Regions from separate parts of the Homo sapiens genome. Here region 2 is linked to region 1. A link is a loop called in an ENCODE intact Hi-C map of the cell type or tissue named here. Cell type or tissue: natural killer cell. All regions are shown on one strand. Links, peaks and the distances in the headings refer to the core of each region. The heading gives the core; the rest is flanking DNA. Region 1 has its middle 40 kb from the start of IFNG. Region 2 has its middle 16 kb from the start of IFNG.

Region 1 (9,796 bases), core at 928-8,927:
GGACCCCCTTGCAAAGTGGGTGTATCAATGTTTGAGCTCTTTGTAGAAGCTGAGGAGTTGGGAGGAAGAGACTTCCTCAAGGAAGTACAGACTTGCACATCCTGAAGGAAAGACCAACACTCTCTCAGGGTCTGGTGCCACGCAACCCAAGCTAGTGTAAAAAATCCCACTGAAAACTTTGTTTGAGAGGAAGAGCCAGATGCCAGGAAGCGTTAATGTCTGACTTGAGTGTTTTGATGATTTGAGGGAGCTGGAGGTTAAACCTACACCCCTGCAAATAAAGGTAGAGTTTTTCCTAAAGAATGTTTATACTTCCAGTCTGTCACTGCACACAGGCAATTCTAGTACAGAGAATGCAATTGTGGCAGTGGGCGTTAGAGTATGGAGAAGTCTATTTCCCATCTCTAGGGCCTGGGGAAATTTTACAAGGTTTCCTCATAAGGCTTGGTTCCTTCTTATAAGTAGGGTGATTGGGGAGGACCAGACTTTGCCTAGGTTGAGGACCACTGGGAGCCAATTGATTTTCACAGCTCTAAGAAAAGCCACAGTTAGAACAGGGTTGATTTCAATTCTACAGTGGGCATACCTCAGAGATACTGTGGGTTCAGTTCCAAATCACCACAATAAAGCAAATATCACAATAAAGTGAGTCACACAAATTTTTTGGTTTCCCAGTGCATATAGAAGTTATGTTTACACTATACTATAGTCTATTAAGTATGCAATAATATTATGTCTAAAAAACAATGTACATATCTTAATTTAAAAATACTTTACAGGCTAGCGTTGGTGGCTCATGCCTATAATCCTAGCACTTTGAGAGGCAGTCGTGGGAGAATCACTTGAAGCCAGGAGTTCAAGACCAGACTGGGCAACATAGCAAGACCCAGTCTCTACCAAAAAAATTTAAACATTAGCTGGGCATGATGGCATGCGCCTCTAGTCCTAGATAGTCAGGAGAATGAGGCAAGGGGATCTCTTGAGCCCAGGAGTTCGAAATTACAGTGAACTCTGATCATTCCACTGTACTCTAGTCCAGGTGACAGAGTGAGACCATGTCTCGAAAACATAAAAGATATTTTATTGCTAAATATCGAAAATGATTATCTGAGCCTTTGGCAAGTTGTAATAGTTTTTGCTGCTGGAGGGTCTTGCCTAGATGTTGATGGCTACTAGCTGATCAGGATGGTGGTTGTGGAAGGTTGGGGTGGCTATGGCAATTTGTTGAAATAAGACAACAATGTGCTTTGCTGTATTGATTGACTCTTCCTTTCATAAAAGATTTCTCTGTGGCATGCAACACTGCTTGATAGCATATTACCCACGGTAGAACTTCTTTCAAAATTGGAGCCAATCCTCTCAAATCCTGCCACTGCTCTATCAACTAAGTTTATGTAATATTCTAAATCCTTTGCCATCATTTCAACAGTGTTCACAGCATCTTCACCAAGAGTAGATTTCATCTCAAGAAATCACCTTCTCTGTTCATCTCTAAGAAGCAACTCCTCACATACTCAAATTTTATCAGGAGGTTGCAGCAATTCACTTGCAGCTTCAGGCTCCACTTCTGCTTCTTTTGCTATTTCCACCACATGTGCAGTTACTTTCTCCACTAAAGTCTTGAATCCCTTAAAGTCATCCACGAGGGTTGGAATTAACTTCTTCCAAACTCCTATTAATGTTTATATTTTAAACTCCTCTCATGAATCATGAAAGTTCTTAATAGCAGCCAGAATTGTGAATTTTTTCCGGGTGATTCTCAGTTCACTTTTCCCAGATCTATTCATGGAATCACTATCTATGGCAGCTATAGGCTTTTAAAATTTATTTCTTAAATAATACAACCTGAAAGTTGAAATTACTCCTTGATCCATGGGCTGCAGAATAAAGCCTAACACAGAAGGCATGAGCTCTTGGGTGACTAGGTGCATTGTCAATGAGAAGTGACATTTTGAAAGAAATATTTTTTTCTGAGCTGTAGGTCTCCACAGTTGGCTTAAAATATTCAGTAAACCATGCTGTAAACAGATGTGCTGTTATCCAGGCTTTGTTGTTCCATTAACAGAGCACAGGCAGAGTAGATTTAACTGATGTTAAATTCTTAAGGACTTTAAGATTTTGGGAAGGATATATAAGCATGGGTTTCCACTTAAAGTCACAGCCACATTAGCCCCCCTAACAAGAGAGTCAATCTGTCCTTTAAAGCTTTGAAACCAGGACTTGACTTCTCCTCTCTGGCTATGAAACTCCTAGATGGCATATTCTTCCAATATAAGGCTATTTCATCTGCATTTAAAATCCATTGTTTAGTGTAGCCACCTTCAACATTGAACTTAGCTACATCTTTTGCATAACTTGCTGCAACCTCTCCATCAGTACATGCAGCTTCACCTTGCACATTTGTGTTATAGAGACAGCTTCTTTCCTTAAATTTCATGAACCGACTTCTGCTTCCTTCAAACATTTCTTCTGTAGCTTCTTCACCTCTCTTAGCCTTCACAGAATTGAAGAGATTTAGGATTTTGCTCTGGTTTAGGCTTTAGCTTAAGAGAATGTTGTGGCTGGTTTGGTCTTCTATCCAGGCTACTGAAACTTTCTTCATAGCAGCAATAAGATAGTTTTACTTTCTTGTCACTAATGTGTTCATTGATGTCACACTTTTAATTTCCTTCAAGAACTTTTCCTTTGCATTCACCACTTGGCTAACTGTTTGGTGCAAGAGGACTGGCTTTCAGACCATCTCGGCTTTGGACATGCCTTTCTCACTAAGCTTAATCATTTCTAGCTTTTGATTTAAAGTGAGAAAACATGTGACTCTTCCTTTCACTTGAACACTTACGGGACATTGTAGGGTGATTAATTGTCCTGCTTTCAATATTGTTGTGTCCCAGAGAATAGGGAGGCTCAAGAAGAGGGAGAAAAACAGGGAACACCTGGTTGGTGGAGCAGTTAGAACACACACAACATTTATCGATTAAGATCTCTGTCTTACAGGGGCACAGATCTCGGCGCCCCAAAACAATTACAATAGTGACATCAAAGATCACTGATCACAGATCACCACAACACATATAATAATAATGAAAAGGTTTGAAACATTATGAGAATTATCAAAATGTGGCACAGAGATACAAAGTGAGCATATGCTGTTGGAAAAACAGAGCCAATAGACCAGGTGGATATAAGGGGTTACCACAAACCTTCAATTAGTAAAAACCACAATATCTGCAAAACACAGGAAAGCGAAGCGCAATAAAACAAAGTATGCCTATACTTACGTGGTTGGCCTCAGTTGTATTACGGGGAATTATGGAAGGGCCTGTGCTACATACAGTTCAGACAAGCTGGAAAACAGGAGGGCAGAGGTCTATTTTCTGAGATCAAGCAGAGGGTATGAGAGTGGTCTCTGGAAGGTGGCAGGGATGATCACAGCAGCCCAGCCCCGAAGGTCATGACAGCGCAGAGGAAGACAGAGACCTGGGGAGTGGAGGAGGGAGGAACAGTGAAACCTGACACTGAGAGCTCTCAGAATACTGAGAGAGCAGTTGAGGTAGGGGGTTCCAGTTTTTAGCATTTGGGCAAGAAAAGGAGGGGAGTACACAATTTCGTAATTTAGGCAATTACAAAATAAATAAATAAATGTCTCTATTCTGTAGTCATGCTGATGAGGCCTGAGACATATGGGTCAAAGCCCTCTGTCTCTAACTGCCCCATCCCTCAGATTGCCAAGAGCAATAGGCTTCTGGAAAAAGATTCAAATGACCTTAAGATAGGGTCAACAAAAGTTGTTACAGATGATTAAATGTATGTCTGAAACACTGATTTATGCCATTGGAGTAATTAACTTACCCTCAGGTATCCCCCCTTCTTAACCATGAAGAGTTCTCAATGGCCCCAGGACCCTGACTTAGGCTATGACTTAAGGGATCCCTGGGTGTTTCCAGAAGCTAGGCCCAGCCCAGCCCAGAGTGTCCCACCCAGACCTGCCTCTTGCCTGCTGGAGAAAGAAGGGTTGTTTGACATATCCCTGAACAGAGATCAGCCACCTGAAAGAATTAAAAAGACTTAAGAATCCATCACGTGTAAAAAGATCGTCGCACCATCTTCCTACACCTAATCACAATTGAGTGCACATTTTCAGATTAAATGGACAAACGCTTGACTTCTATTTCATATATATCCATATACAAAAAAAATCAGAAAGTGGTATAGAAATTGTATTTACTGAACATTAAGCACAACCCATTTATTTCTATTTAAATAGCACCAAAACCTCAGTAACATTTAACAGGTTAACAATATAGACTTGAGTCATATTGAGTCTGACATTGAGTCAGACCTAGATTTATATCATGCTCTGCCACAGATACTCTGGTATCTTTAAGCTAATTACATATCCCCAAGCCTCAGCTGTCCCCAACTGCAAGATGGCCATGATGACAGATGAGAACAGATAACTCAGAGTGTGGCTATGAGAACTAAATGATTTAACGCCTGTAAAACATTTAGAAAAATGCCTAGCATGTGGTAAGTGCTCATTAAACATAGCTATATTTAAATATTTCTAAAATATTGCCAAATCCAGATGCTAATGACTAGGGCATCCTAAAAGACAGATTTAGAAAGGAAATTGCTGTCTATATTCTGAACAGTACAGTAACTGTGTTTTGACTTTGTCATTTGCCACTTCCATCCAGTGCTTTTCTGGTAGCATGCTGGAAAATGAACCACAGCACACTAACACCCACACCCCAGCAGCTCTCTAAATCAGTTGTTCTTAAATGAGTCAGCACACACCCAAGCATCTTGGTCACTAGTCGGATGTACACAGGCTGCAGGTTCCCAAACAGACTTCAGCTGCTGCTCTGAGTAAACATTTTCTGGCAGCACACCAAGGGGGCGGGTGGGGACACAGGTAGGCATCTTCTCGGGTCTAGGTTCAGATTTCATATTGAACTCAAAATGAGCTGATGAGTTCAAGGTCCCTGTTTCTGCTAAAAATAAGCCTACACAGCAAGGGTGTTGCACTAAACAGTTTGCCCAAGCTGCCTGGAGGAAGCATCTTCTGCCCACATTGCGCCTTGGTGTAACCAACATTCAGAGTCCCACAGTTTCATGACCACCAACTTCACACAATTAGCTGAGCTCTATGTAAAACTGTTTCTATCTGTTCCTACCTAGATTTTTCTCCTTGAGACATAACTCTTCTTTTTAAATTGTGAATGAAGATATCTGACGTGAGTGCTGGGAAAGTCATGGCAAAAGGCCTGGGTGGAAAATCAAAATGTCATCATTATATTCTTTGGGTTCATAACATCCGAGGAAATAGGTACCTTATACCTTGATCTTCTTAGAAGTGAAATAAAAATAGCCCATCTACCTCACAGGGATCACAATTTCATGGTCCTTTGTAAAACTTAAAAAAAAGGTGTTAAGTATAAAATCTCAATTAATGGAATACTCAGGCAAGAAAATACCCTGGTTTATGCATTTAAGTCTTTTTCTAGCCTTTTGTCAAAAGCTTTTCTAAAAATACAGTCACCCATTAACTAAGTACATTATGATGACAGTTTTTAGCTTTGAGGATTTGGAAGCTTGAAATCAATCAAGCACATTAAATAGTACATGTCTTTTGATTTGTGGTCAATTACTATTTCAAAATGCAATTCTTAACCTCTGGTCAGTTGCTTTCCAGTTAGGGTTTATATTTTAGCTAAGAAAGTTGTTGTTTCCCAGGAATGAAATTGAGCTCAATCTAGTTTTCCATGCACAAATTATAGTAACAGGAACACCGCCATCCCTAGTTTCTAAGGAAGAGAACCAGGCATCTTAAAAAGTAAGGTCCTAGGCAGGACTATAAAGCAAACAATGATGAAATTAGCTTTAGAATATGTTTGGAAAATTTGGCTTACACTAATAAGGTACTATTTGAAAGAGATAAATGTTAAAGGCCTGCATTAAAGGTTTTAAAAATAATCGATTATGTACATTTCAGATAGAAAGACCCTGGCTTGCCAAGGTTTAAAAAAAAGTCAGAAGATCTTAGATGACCACAAGCTGAAACTGAGCCACCAGCATATATAATATGATTGCTAAAAGCAGCACTTTCCTAGCAGTTCCACTGTAGTGCAACAGACTACCACATCTTAAAGAACATAGACAGATGAGATCTCTCTTCTTTCATTTCTTTACTCAGCCCACTGCTTTCTAAGTTCTGCCCCCACCCATCACCACCACCAACTCTGAAACTGTGACTGCCAAAGGTCACCAAGGACCACAGATTGGCAAATCAGTGGACTCATTTCTGGTCTAAGAACTTGCCATCTTTCAGCATCTGACATCGTTGACTATACACTCTTCCTTTGGCTTCTCTGATGCCACTCTCTTGGTTCCCCTAAACCCCTGGCTAGCCCTTTCCAGTCCCCTCTTATCTTCCTGACTCTCCATGTTACTGTGACTGAAGATCCAGTCCTTACCCCTCTTTGCTCACTCTCCGACACTACTTAGTGATCTTAACTGCTCCCATAACTTCAACTGCCACCTGCAGAAGAAGCCCCAGATCTTTCAGTCTAGTCTGGACCCATCCCTGAGCACCAAACCTATTCTCCCCAACTGTGCTTGGATCTTCTCACTTCTCCTGATCTTGCTTCTCCTCTTCTGCCTGCTTTTATACAGTGCTTTTATATTGCCAAATAACACCACTATCCATCCAGTGGCCTAAGCCAGAACTTCAGGACTTCTTCAATTCTCCCTATCCCTTAGCTGCTATACTGAATCAGTGACAAAAATTTGGCCTCCTTTGCTTATTTTCTATTCACTTCTTCTTCCCAATAGCTCACCTCACACTATAGTTTATCTAAGAGCAGGAAGAACCCCTGGTTCTTGTCCCTGGGGGTGTAGAAAGATTATCTGTTAGGCTGCCTGCCTCAAAGCACATCATCCAATGATTCTTCTGAAAAAGTTCAACTTTCTATATGCTACTATAAAAAAAAACTTTAATAAAAAACTATTTTTAAAGAATGTGAGGCTAATGCTGATAGGAAGTGAAAATAACTTCTTTTCCTTGATGTTAAGGCATCTTGTAGGAATGAACCAATATTAAGAACTTTTTCTCAATAACAAAAGAAGAATGACTATTATTTATTCTTCCAACAAATATTCATTGACTTTTCATTTTGTGCTAGGTGTTCTTATAAGTGCAGGCTGGCCAGGCTGAGGTGGGGTGGGTAATGGATGATAAGCAACTAAAGAAATGAGAACAGAAGCAGAGTATAACAGAGAGTGACTTGGATGCAGCATTGGATTGAATCATCAGGCAAGGTCTTGCTGAAAGGATGCCATGTAAACTGAGACCTGAATGATTAAAAAAAGAGAGAGAGACAGCCATGGGAAGGTCAGGAGGAAGAACATTCCATACCAGGAGAGCTGTTTGTGGTAAGGCCCTAAGTCAGCTGTTTTAAAGGGATAAATGTTAAAGACCTGCATTAAGTTTCTAAAAAAAAATCAATTACATATATTTAGGATAGAAAGACCTCAGTTTGCCTAGGTTTAAAAAAAAAAAAAAACTCAGAAGATCTTAGTTGACCACAAGCTAAAAATAAGTTCTGCCCGTTGAAAAAATGAAAAATAGTCATGCACGGTTAGTGCAGAGTGAGCAAGGGCTGCCATTGGGTCACATACATCCTATCTATTATCAATAAATTTCAAAATAATCCTACAAGAAACATTTCATTATTCCCACTTAGAAGCTAAGAAAATGAAAGTTAAGAGAGATTAGCTTCATATGACGAGGAATAAAAACCACATTTTTCTTTAGGTTTAGTTTATTCATCTATTTCTAGTTCCTTGCAGTGTAACATTAGGCTGTTTATTTGGGATCTTTCTTCTTTTTTAATGTAGATGTTTATTGCTTTAAACTTCCCTCTTGGAACTGTTTTTGCTGCATCCCATAAGTTTTGGTATGTTGTGCTTCCATTTTTATTTGTCTCCAGATTTTTAAAAAATGTCTCTTTTAATTTATTTGTTGATCCATTGGTTATTTAGAAACATGTTGTTTAATTTCCACATATTTGTAAATTTTCCAAAATTCCTCCTATTATTGATTTTTAGTTTCATACCATTGTTGTTGGAAAAGATACTTGATAAGATTTCAATCTTCTTAAATTCGTTAAGACTTGTTCTGTGGTCTAACATATGATCTATCCTGGGGAATGTTGAAGCAAATGTGTATTCTGCTGCTGTTGGATAAAATGTCATGTATATGTCTGTTAGTTCCATTTGGTATATCCAATGTTTCCTTATAGATATTCTGTCAAGATAATCTGTTCATTGTTGAAATCCCCTACTATTATTGTCTTGCAGTCAATCTCTTTCTTCAGGTCTATTAATATTGGCTTTATATATCTAGGAGCTCTGACATTAGGCACAAATATATTTACAATTATTATATCTTCTTGATGAATTAATCCCTTTATCATTAGATAATGAAGTTCTTTGTCACATTTCACAGTTTTTGACTTAAAGTCTATTTTTTTTTTGACATAACCATAGCTCTCCCTGCTCTTTTTTGGTTTCCATTTGCCTGGAATATTTTTGTTCATCCTTTCATTTTCAACATATGTTTGTCCTTTAAGGTGAAGTGAGTCTCTTGAAGGCAGCATATTATTATTTTTTCACCCATTCAGCCATTCTGTGTGTGTCTTTGGTTAGAGAATTTAATCCATTTATATTCAAGGTAATTATTGATAGGTAAGGACTTACTCCTGTCATTTTGTTAATTGTTTTCTGATTGCTTTGTAGATTCTTTGTTTCTTTCTTTCTCACTGGCTGTCTTCCTTTCTGATTAGATAATTCTTTCTAGTATGCTTTCATTCCTTAAAGTTTTATCTTTTGTTTATCTACTATACATTTTTGCTTTGTGGTTACCCTGAGGCTAACATAAAATATCTTATAGTTATAAAAGGTTATTTTAAGCTAACAACTTAACTTTGACCACATTAAAAAACTTAACACTATTGCTCCACCATGCCCCACATGTTTTGTTTTTTATGTCACAATTTACATCTTTTTTTATTGCGTATCCCTTAACAAAGTATTGTAGCTATTATTATTTTTAGTAGTTTCATCTCATCTTCATAGTATGAATATAAGTGATCTATCACTTATATTCATAGTATGAATATAAGTGATCTAATCTCAACCACCATTAGATTATTGAGTATTCTGAATTTCACTGCATCTTTATTTTACCAGTGAGTTTTATACTTTGATAAATTTTCATGTTAATAATTAATATTCTTCTATTTCAGCTTGAAGAACTCCCTGTAGCATTTCTTATAAGACAGGCCTGGTGGTGATCAAATTCCTCAGCTGACGTTAAGTCTGGGAAAGTCTTTCTTTCTCCTTCATTTCTAAAGGACAGCTTTACCAGGCAATATATTCTTAATTGACAGGTTTTTTTTTCCCCCCTGCAGCACATTGAATACATCATCCAACTTTCTCCTGGCCTGTAAGGTTCTGCTGAGAAATCTGCTTCTAGCCTTATTGAAACTTCCTTATATGTTATTTTCTTCATTTCTCTAGCTGCTTTCAGGATCCTCTCTTTGTCTTTGATTTTTTGTGGGTTTTTTTTTTTTTTTGCGGGGGAGGGGGTTGTTTGTTAGTTTCTCGGGTTTTGTGTTTATTTTTCCTTTTGTTTCTTTTTTGTTTATTTGTTTTGTTTTTTGAGACAGGGTTTAGCTCTGTCATCCAGGCTGGAGTGCAGGGGCACGATCTTGGCTCACCACAGCCTCAACCT
Region 2 (9,796 bases), core at 597-8,596, 55 kb after region 1:
AAGCAGCAGTCCAAATTACCAGGCTGCAAAGAATGGATTCACTATGATGACTGGCGGAAATTCCCAAGAGATTTTTAAATGCCTGGTTTTGGTTAGGACTTTTGTTGCTTTTGTTAATGCTCTGAGTATAAAGTTTGAGAAGTATTGAATGGAATGTCCCAACTATAGTTGTCTCCATAGGCCTTGTTATTTTTAGTCTTAGGTTTTGCAGAACCTATATGTTATAATTTCCCAAATTAGGAAAGGCCATTATTAGTCAAGCAATATCTAAACTGAAGACCCTAACCTTAGTGTAAAGACTGCAAAAGTCAAAAAAAATTTTAATAAATCTGGATTTGGCTCCAGTAAAACGGAGCTTAGGAATAAGTGTGTGTGCAGCTAAAGATTTCTATCAGCAAAAATAATGGTGCCTCATAGTAATTAACAGCTGCCACAGTGCTTTATATGCACCATCTCATTTAATTATGACAACCATCCAAAGAAGACAAATTTATTTTTGTTTTATAGAGGAGAAAAATGAGTCTCAGAAAATAAGCAACTTATCCAAAGTCACTGGCCTAGTAAGTGATAAAGCTGGGTGTGGCTAAGTTCACTGTTGATGCTCTTAACCACTCAGCTGCAACCAGCCTAGCTACTGCTCTCTAATTTGCTCCTGAAAGCTTAACGTGCCTAATATTATATCATTAAAATTATTTGTGCACATATATGAAAAAACAAATCTGACTAATTTTAGCTGAAAGGTAACATTTAATGAAGGCATATGGAGGAGCTCATGGATGGAAGACATAGCTGAGGAACCATGTTCAATACAGACAATCTACCAGGCAATCCCAGAAGGTCTCTGCCGCAGAAACTACTCAGCCCTTCTGCAGAGCACCATGCAGGAACAAATTGGTAAATTCCAATGCTTTTGTTCTTATCTTTGTACCACTCTGCTCCAGAATCAAACCCTAGAAAGTGAGTCTAATGAACACGGATGAGTTGACTGCCTGCTGGCATTAATCCTACAGTGCTGAGTAAAAAAAAACTGGTAGAAGGACCCTCTAGGTATCCTTTGGATTTCATGATGAGGTACAGGCAACCCCATGTGCCAGATTTACCAATCCAACCTGACCAAACATATTGAAGGTAATGAGATTCAAAAAAGAAAAAAAAAAGAACAAAACAAAACAAAAAAACTAGATTGTCATTAAAATGAGGGCAGATTTTTTTTGGCAAAACAGAGAAAAAAATGACCTCAACAGGGACATTCAGAAGCACTCTTGAAATGACAAAACCCTCAGTGGAATTTATAGCATAACTTTCTTTTTAATATTCCATTTCTGGGTCAATCCTTGATCCTGTTAACACTTTAATAAGCAGCAACAAAGAGAGGCATCACTGCAGAGACTGTGCAGATACTAAATCAGCTTATGTACATTCTGTCTAGGAAGACTTTTGGAACAGAGGCTGGCTTGCTGTTCATCAAATTTATTTGTGAGTTCTAGCCCATGGAATGTGAGTGGAAGTGATGTGTGCCATCCTCCATGGGCCATCTTCCATGTTTCTTCTCTGTTGACCAACTTGATACGAACATGCACAGTGACCTCACAGTCCAAGTATTGAAGATGGTGAAGATGGTGGAGCCACAGGATGAAAGGATCCTGGTCCTGCTTAGAGAAGAGATAGCTCCTGTTCTGTTACATCTATTTTTGACTTTACATGAGCAAAAAGTAAACTTCTATTAGGTTTAAGCCATTTTACATTTTAATATAGCTACTGAAACCTCGCATCTTGACTACAGCTTTTATGTAAATAAGAAATATGGCCTGTAATCCCAGCTGTTTGGGAGGCTGAGGCAGGAGGATCACTTGAGGCCAGGAGTTAAAGGCTGCAGTGTACTATGGTCAGACCACTGCACTCCAGCTTGGATGACAGAGACCTTGTCTTTAAAAGAAAAAGAAAAATGTATATTTCATATTTTAAAATAAATTTTTGGCTGGGCACAGTGGCTCATGCCTGTAATCCCAGTGCCTCAGAAGGCCGAGGCAGGAAGATCTTTTGAAGCCTGGAATTCAAAACCAACCTAGGCAACATATTGAGACCTTGTATCAAAAAAATATTTTTTTTAATTAGCTGGTCATGGTGTGTTGTGCCTGTAGTCCCAACTACTCAAGAGACCAAGGTGGGAGGATCGCTTGAGCCCAAAAATTCAAGGCTGCACTGAGCTGTGATCACGTCATTGTGCTCCAGCCTGGGCAACAGCCTAAGCAACTCTGTCTCTAAAATATATACATGTATTACATATAAAGTAAATTCTTGGCTGGGCGCAGTGGCTCACGCCTGTAATCCCAGCACTTTGGGAGGCCAAGGCAGGCGAATCACGAGGTCAGGAGTCCGAGACCAGCCTGGCCAACATAGTGAAACCCCGTCTCTACTAAAAGTACAAAAAATTAGCTGGACATGGTGGCAGGCACCCGTAATCCCAACTACTCAGGAGAATGAGGCAAGAGATTCACTTGAACCCAGGAGGCAGAGGTTGCAGTGAGCCGAGATCACGGCACTGCACTCCAGCCCAGGCAATAATGTGAGACTCTGTCTCAAAAAAAAAAAAAAAAGTAAATTCTTAAATTTACTTTAATGGCTTTAGAGCAAACACCGTCACTGCCTACTCAGACTTACATTGCCCAAAAACCTATTCCTTTCATGTTTATAATACTTCCTTGTTGGGATTGCCTTCTTAAGACTTTTTAAATTTGAAAAACCTATAAAGCCACTGTTTATTTGCTATTTATCAAACTTTAATTTGGGTTTTTTGTTTTGTTTTGTTTTGTTTTTTGCATTCTGATGTTTTTTTTTTCTTTTTTGTTTTAATTTATTTGCTTGCATGATTATTTTAGCTATAATTTTAGCTATCATTTCCCTAATTCCAAAAGAATTTGTGGTAACTGGCATTTAAAGGTTTTTTCCTAATCTTTTAACTTAGAAAGGCAATGGGTATCATAAAGCTAAGTAAGAAAGCTAAAGTTCTTATCTCTTTTCTTCTTCAAAGAGGGTAGCTTCTTTTAGATTGCAGCACAGAATTTTTTTTTTTTTAACTTCAGGCAACTCTAAACATGTGTCAGTTTCTTTAATTAAGATTTGGCATCCCCAACCATCTCATCTGACAAGAACAAGCAAGGGGGAACATATTCCCTATTTAACAAATGGTGCTGGGAGAATAGGCTAGCCATATGCAGAAAATTGAAACTGGACCCTTCCTTAAACCTTATACAAAAATTAACTCAAGATGGATAAAAGACTTAAATGTGAAACCCAAAACTATAAAAACCCTAGAAGAAAATCCAGGCAATGCCATTCAGAAGATAGGCATGGACAAAGATTTTATGACAAAAACACCAAAAGCAATTGCAACATAAGCAAAAATTGACAAATGGGATCTAATTAAAATAAAGAGCTTCTGCACAGCAAAAGAAACTATCATCAGAGTGAACAGACATCCTATAGAATGAGAGAAAATTTTTGCAATCTAGCCATCTGATAAAGGTCTGATATCCAGAGTCTACAAAGAAGTTAAACAAATTTACATTAAAAAAAAACTCAACCCCATTAAAAAGTAGGCAAAGGATATGAACAGACACTTCTCAAAAGAAGACATGCATGCAGCCAACAAACATGAAAAAAGCTCAACATTACTGGTCATTAGAGAAACGTAAATCAAAATAATAATCAGATACCATCTCATACCGGTCAGAATGGTGATTATTAAAAAGTCAAGAAAAAATGATGCTGGTGAGGTTGCAGAGAAAAAGGAATGCTTTTAGATGGTTAGTGGGAATGTAAATTAGTTCAACCATTGTGGAAGACAGTGTAGCAATTCCTCAAAGATTTAGAAACAGAAATACCATTTGAACCAGCAATCCCATTATTGGGTGTATACCCAAAGGAATATAAATCGTTCTATTATAAAAACACATGCACACATATGTTCATTGTAGCACTATTCAAAATAACAAAGACATGGAATCAACCCACATGCCCATCAATGATAGACTGGATAAAGAAAATGTGGTATAAATATACACCATGGAATACTATGCAGCCATAAAAAGGAATGAGATCATGTCCTTTGCAAGAACATGGATGGAACTGTAAGCTGTTATCCTCAGCAAACTAACACAGGAGCAGAAAACCAAACACCACATGTTCTCACTCACAAGTGGAAGCTGAACGATGAGATCACATGGACACATGGGGGGAACAATACGCACTGAGGCCTGTTGGGGAAGTGGGGTGAGGAAGAGCATCAGGAAGAATAGCAAATGGATGCTGGGCTTAATATCTAGGTGATGGGTTGATCTGTGCAGCAAATCAGCATAGCACACATTTACCTATGTAACAAACCTGTACATCCTGTGCGTGTACCCCAGAACTTAAAATAAAAATTGATGGAATAAAAAAGATTAGGCATCCCAAAACTTAATGATATATAACTTGTCCTATTTGAAAATTAGAAACATCATTTGCTAATTAGAATCATAGATCATGACTTATATGCTGGTCATATTTATGGTTGCATTAGGAATCCTATCAACCACAAAAAAAGTATGCCCTGCACTCTGTCTTTTTTTTCCTAAAAAGAAAAATAAAGCCAATCACAAGAGGGAAAATCTAAATGACATTTCACAAAGTGTTCAATCTATGCTTCCATTAGGAAAGTGAAAGAACCCAAGAATGGGAAATATTTCTTGTCACCCCAGGTGAATTTGAAGAAGTATTTTTCTGGTTGGCTTTTTCAGCAAGACTAACAACATTCTGTTCTATTGGCCTGTGGTCAGGGGTTTCCCCCAAGGTGCCTTCCATCTCTCGGCAAAGAGCAGTAACTTGGTGGGTTGTTTTCTTCTTAGTCACCTGATAGGATTTCCCAGGACAGAGGTGTCAAGCCAATTCTGACCTAACTTCCCATGTCCTTCCTGTGGGTCACCCTGAGAAAAAAGGAAATCGCTCTTCTCCCCCACCTGGTGCTGATGTCATTCCTCTCTTCAGCCCAGCGTCTCAATGCACTCAGGGACGCTTCTGCCTCTGCAAAGAGCAAAGGCTTCAAGTGATGGCCTTGCATGGTAGCATTCTCTATCACAGAGTCAGGAAGCTCTTAGACTTCCTTTTATTTGAAGAACTGCAAGGAAACCACCTGCAGAGCTCCCAAGACCTCAAGAGTTTGTTTTGCACCTTCGCTCTTCTGAGGTAATCACACCTGCTGCCACAGCTTCAATAGCTGAAGCCAAGGAGTAAAAATTGCACCAACATCTATAAATCCATATGAAGCTGAGTGGTCTGAATAACCTTACCAGATGTTTTTCTCATAGAAGAAAAAAAGTCCAAGTTATCCTCATGTGCTTTTCTTCCTCACTAGGTTTTAAGGTCCTAGAGAGTATACACTGCCTCTTAGTCTTCTTCATCTATCTCAAAGTGCCTGGCTGAGTGCTTTACATGAAGTATCCAATAATTCTTGACCATCAGACCTGGGGGGTGGAACCAGCAGGGCCATTTAGCCAGGGCTGCAAGCCCAAACAGATCTCTATTCTTCAGCTGCAAGTTAGTGCCCAAGCCACATAGGGAATAGGATGATACCTCATTACACATGCTGATGTTAGCTTTAAACTATGCCTGCCCTCTGTTTTCCTAAAAGCTGTGTTACTGCCAATCTCAAAAGCTGCTGTTCATAGTCATTCACTGTTGGACATTAATGACAAATCACTTTCATGAACTGACATCCATTTAAAGGGATTTTTTAAAAATGTGTTTATCTCATAACTGCTCCTGTTTATATGAGGATCCTGTCTTCTTTGAGATTATAATGACAACAAATGTTATTCGTTTTCTGCACTATTCATATAAACAACATAACTGGGCATAATACTTTCATGATATCATGTCATTACTAATAAATCACCTTTTTAAAACATCTCTATGATAGTATCATGGTTAACAAACAGCACAGACAAAGGAGCAAGACTGAGTTTGAGTCCAGGCTCCATCTTTTACCAGCTGTGTAAACTGTGTGAATCTAGGCAAGCTCCTTAAAGTCTCTGGACTCTACTTCACAGGTTTTTTGTGGGATTCAAATGAGTTATATGTGCAGCTCTTGGAATAATACTTGGCATATAGCAAGCACAATGTGTGCTCATCATTTTTATTTCCATTTTATGGGTTTTTTTCCCTTGTAACCTGATTTAGAAGTTGTATTTGTACATTTCTTCATGTTTAACGTATTTGTTCAGGTTAAATTGAAATATTTTACATATAGAAACTGAGGTTGGGTTACCTCAGAAACAGAGCTTGAGACAAGGATTTTTTTTTTTTTTTTTTTTTTTTGGTGGTGATTCTAGGAAGCACCAGTAGAAAAGAGGCAAAGAGATTCAGGGAAGGGAAGGAAGTCAGTTCAGGGTGGTTCCCAAAGGGAGCTACTGTAGTCAACTGAGACTCAGCCCACTATAGACCTCTGGGTGATGGTGTAGCCCATACCCCAAAGTTATCCTGCCCAAGGGACGAAGAAGTTGGGGTATCTATCCTGCGACTATCTTTAGCACTGTCTGAGCACTGCTCCCAGGGCATTAAACCCCTAGCTCTTCCAGTCTTCCTCATGTGAAAATAGAAAGAAGCCCTTAGGCCAAGAATAGTGAACTGTTACAGTCACAGGCAGAGGGTAAGAAGAGAGAGGGAGGCTGCTGAGAGGATGTTGGCAAGGCAGGTAGTATCTGCTATGAGAAGTTATTAATTATTCCCTCATATTTTTTTTCAGTTTTTATTACATCCTTTATTTTTCGGCATTAGTGTCAGTATACCAACAAGTTGCATTTGCCAGGACTTTTGTGGTGACAAGTGACGAAAATTCCAGTCACACTATTTTGATCAAAGAAAGGATCTCAGAGACAGGTACTCAAGTGTTGACAGGATTTGTCTCTCTAGCTGTCACTTCTGCTTCTCTTTGTGAGACAATGTCAATCCTGCCTCCCACAGAGCAGCATTCACCAGCTGGAAGGTAAGTTAGCCATTAAGGCATTTAATTGAAACACTGCACTAATTCATCAAATACTTGCTGAGCTACATATTTATATCATCAGGGAAATGCAAATTAAAACAACAAGATACCCACACACCCATTATGAAATGGCAAAAATCTGGAACACTGACAACACCAAATGCTGGCTGAGACGTGGAGCATCAGGAACTCTGACTGAAGGTACAGCCACTTTGGAAGACAGTTTTGCAGTTTCTTATAAAACTAACCTTACTCTCACTATACCAGCCACCAATCACAACATTCCTTTGTATTTACCCAAAGGAGTTGAAGTCTTATGTCCACACAAAAATCTGCACACAGATGTTTATAGTAGTTTTATTCATAGTTACAAAAACTTGGAAGTAACCATGATATCCTTCAGCAGATGAATGGTTTCATAACTGTGGTGTATCCATACAGTGGAATGTTATTCAGCCTAAAAAGAAGTGAGCTGTCAAGCAATAAAAAGACATGGAGGAACCTTCAATACATATCACTAAGTGAGAGAAACCAGTCTGAAGAGACTACACACTGCATGATTCAACCATATGACAGTCTGAAAAAGAAAGATCAGTGATTGCCAGAGGTTGGCAAGAGGAATGAAAAGGTGAACACAGAGCATTCTTAGGACATGCAAACACTTTGTGTGGGACTCAGAATGAGAGATACACATTCTGCCTTTGTTCAAACCCATAGAAGTTTCAACACTGAGAGTGCAAACCATGGACTTTGGATGATGATGATGCCATTGTAGGTTCATCAGTGGTAACGAGCGTACCTCTCTCATGGGAGATGTTGATTATGGGGAGAGGCTGTATATGTGTAGGGGACAGAGGGCATACGGAAAATCTCTGTACCCTCCTTTTAATTTTGCTGTGAACCTAAAAGTGCTCAAAAAAAATAAAGCCTATTAAAAAATACTTGTTGATGTGCAAGACATTCTTCTAGGCACTGAAGAAACAGCAAGAACTAACAAAAAAGGGACAAAACTCCTGTCCCCATGGGCCTTACATTGTAGTGGAGAAGATTAACATAAACAAACATGTAATTGTGTAATACAATGTCAGGTTGTGATTATGATTTGAAAAAGGAAAGCAGGAGAATGGAATAGTGCTATTTTAGATAGGGGGGTTGGGGAAGACTTTTCTGAGGAAAGAACATTTGAGCAGAGACCTGACTGAAGGTGGTGAGGGAGTCATGGACACGACTGGGAACCATGTCCCAGGCAGAGAAGAGCCAAATGGAAAAAGTCAAGACAGACGCCCCTTCAGCGAGGGCTGAGTCATAGCAGGGGTCATGTGTCTGGACCTGAGGAGCAGGCAGTGGGGTTGGAAAGATAACCAGGGGCCAGATCATGCCCCCAGAAAGCATTTTGGGTTTTATTCTAGAGGAAATGGGGTACTCTCTACTGGGTTTTGAACAAGAGAGTGACATGATCTGAGATATATTTTAATGGGATCACTGTGGTCAGCAAATGGAAATTTGGCTCTAATGGGACAAGGGCAGAAACTGAGAGGCCAATTTAGGAGGCTTCTGTACTCATCCAGGAAAATCCAACTGTGGGGCTCCAACAGTTCAAATGAATTCCCACCCAAAGAGTCAGAAAAAATATGGCAACACGCCCCCTCACAAATCATGTGTACCATATAAGCCAGCTTCTATAGAGGAAGGAAAGGTACTGGATGGACAAATAACAGGGCCCATCACATAGTTGTAATTTACAAATTACCTCACAAAAAGTGGTTATTTAAAATTTAGACACACTCCATCAGGATCATATGTCATCATTCATGTACAAATGAAGCATGTCATTAGAGCTTTGAAATTTCTGTTTTTAAAGATAGGAATGTAACTTTGTCCTAAAATAAAAATAAAATGAAAATATTGCTTTGATGAAAGCTTTATTATCATTTAAATGCACCTGCTAAAATTTAATATAACCCAGTAAATAAAAATGTATAGCAATTCTCAGAGTCAAACAAACAAAAACTGAGCTTATTATTAGTCATACTGAAAAAGAAGCTCAAAATTAGAGTTTTTTCATTGATACCCAACTAACATGCCAAAACTCAAAGAGTTGAAAAGCACTCCTGAAGGTAAATATACCCTTCTATAACCGTTATCAAATAAGACATAATTGTCTATATATTTGTCCATCTTATCCTTCCAACTTCATTTCACACTCCAGTTTTATTTGTTTGTCGAACACTAATTGTCTTTTTTTTCTCATCAGCCCTAACATATTGTAAAGTTCCATTTGTAACTACTTTAATATCCACATTATCATGCATCTTTCAGTAAAGTAAAAAATTGTCCAAGTTTCTCCATTCTCAGAGTTTTGTTTTTTGGTTTTTTTTTTTTTTGTTTGTTTGTTTTTGAGACGGAGTCTCACTCTGTCGCCCAGGCTGGAGTGCAGTGGCGCGATCTCGGCTCACTGCAAGCTCCGCCTCCCGGGTTCATGCCATTTTCCTGCCTCAGCCTCCCGAGTAGCTGGGACTACAGGCGCCCGCCACCGCGCCCGGCTAATTTTTTGTATTTTTAGTGGAGACGGGGTTTCACCGTGTTAGCCGGGATGGTCTCGATCTCCTGACCTCGTGATCCGCCCACCTTGGCCTCCCAAAGTGCTGGGATTACAGGCGTGAGCCACCGCACCCGGCCCATTCTCACAGTTTTACTACTTCTGTATGCTGACAGCCTGTCCATCTCTACCTCTAGGACAGACCTCTCTCCAGAACCTCTGATCCACCCAGCCCA

Evidence for each region. Peaks named below come from ENCODE experiments on the same cell type or tissue, not always from the same donor. Only the 100,000 strongest peaks of a DNase experiment are listed, where the experiment ranks them.
Region 2: a loop joins it to region 1, with 2.9 times the contacts of the local background. A loop is called at or near these places in 3 of 110 quality-filtered maps.

Annotation. Positions count from the first base shown.
Region 1 is chr12:68,115,081-68,124,876 of GRCh38, forward strand. No RefSeq gene overlaps it. Among named protein-coding and RNA genes, the nearest start is that of IFNG, 40 kb to the right of the region's middle. In natural killer cell, for the core only: no CTCF peak of the experiment used is centred there; DNase peaks (open chromatin) are centred at 4,931 and 5,051; H3K27ac peaks cover 4,652 bases.
Region 2 is chr12:68,170,861-68,180,656 of GRCh38, forward strand. No RefSeq gene overlaps it. Among named protein-coding and RNA genes, the nearest start is that of IFNG, 16 kb to the left of the region's middle. RefSeq lists an enhancer at 5,048-5,107. In natural killer cell, for the core only: no CTCF peak of the experiment used is centred there; a DNase peak (open chromatin) is centred at 4,961; H3K4me3 peaks cover 334 bases; H3K27ac peaks cover 1,445 bases.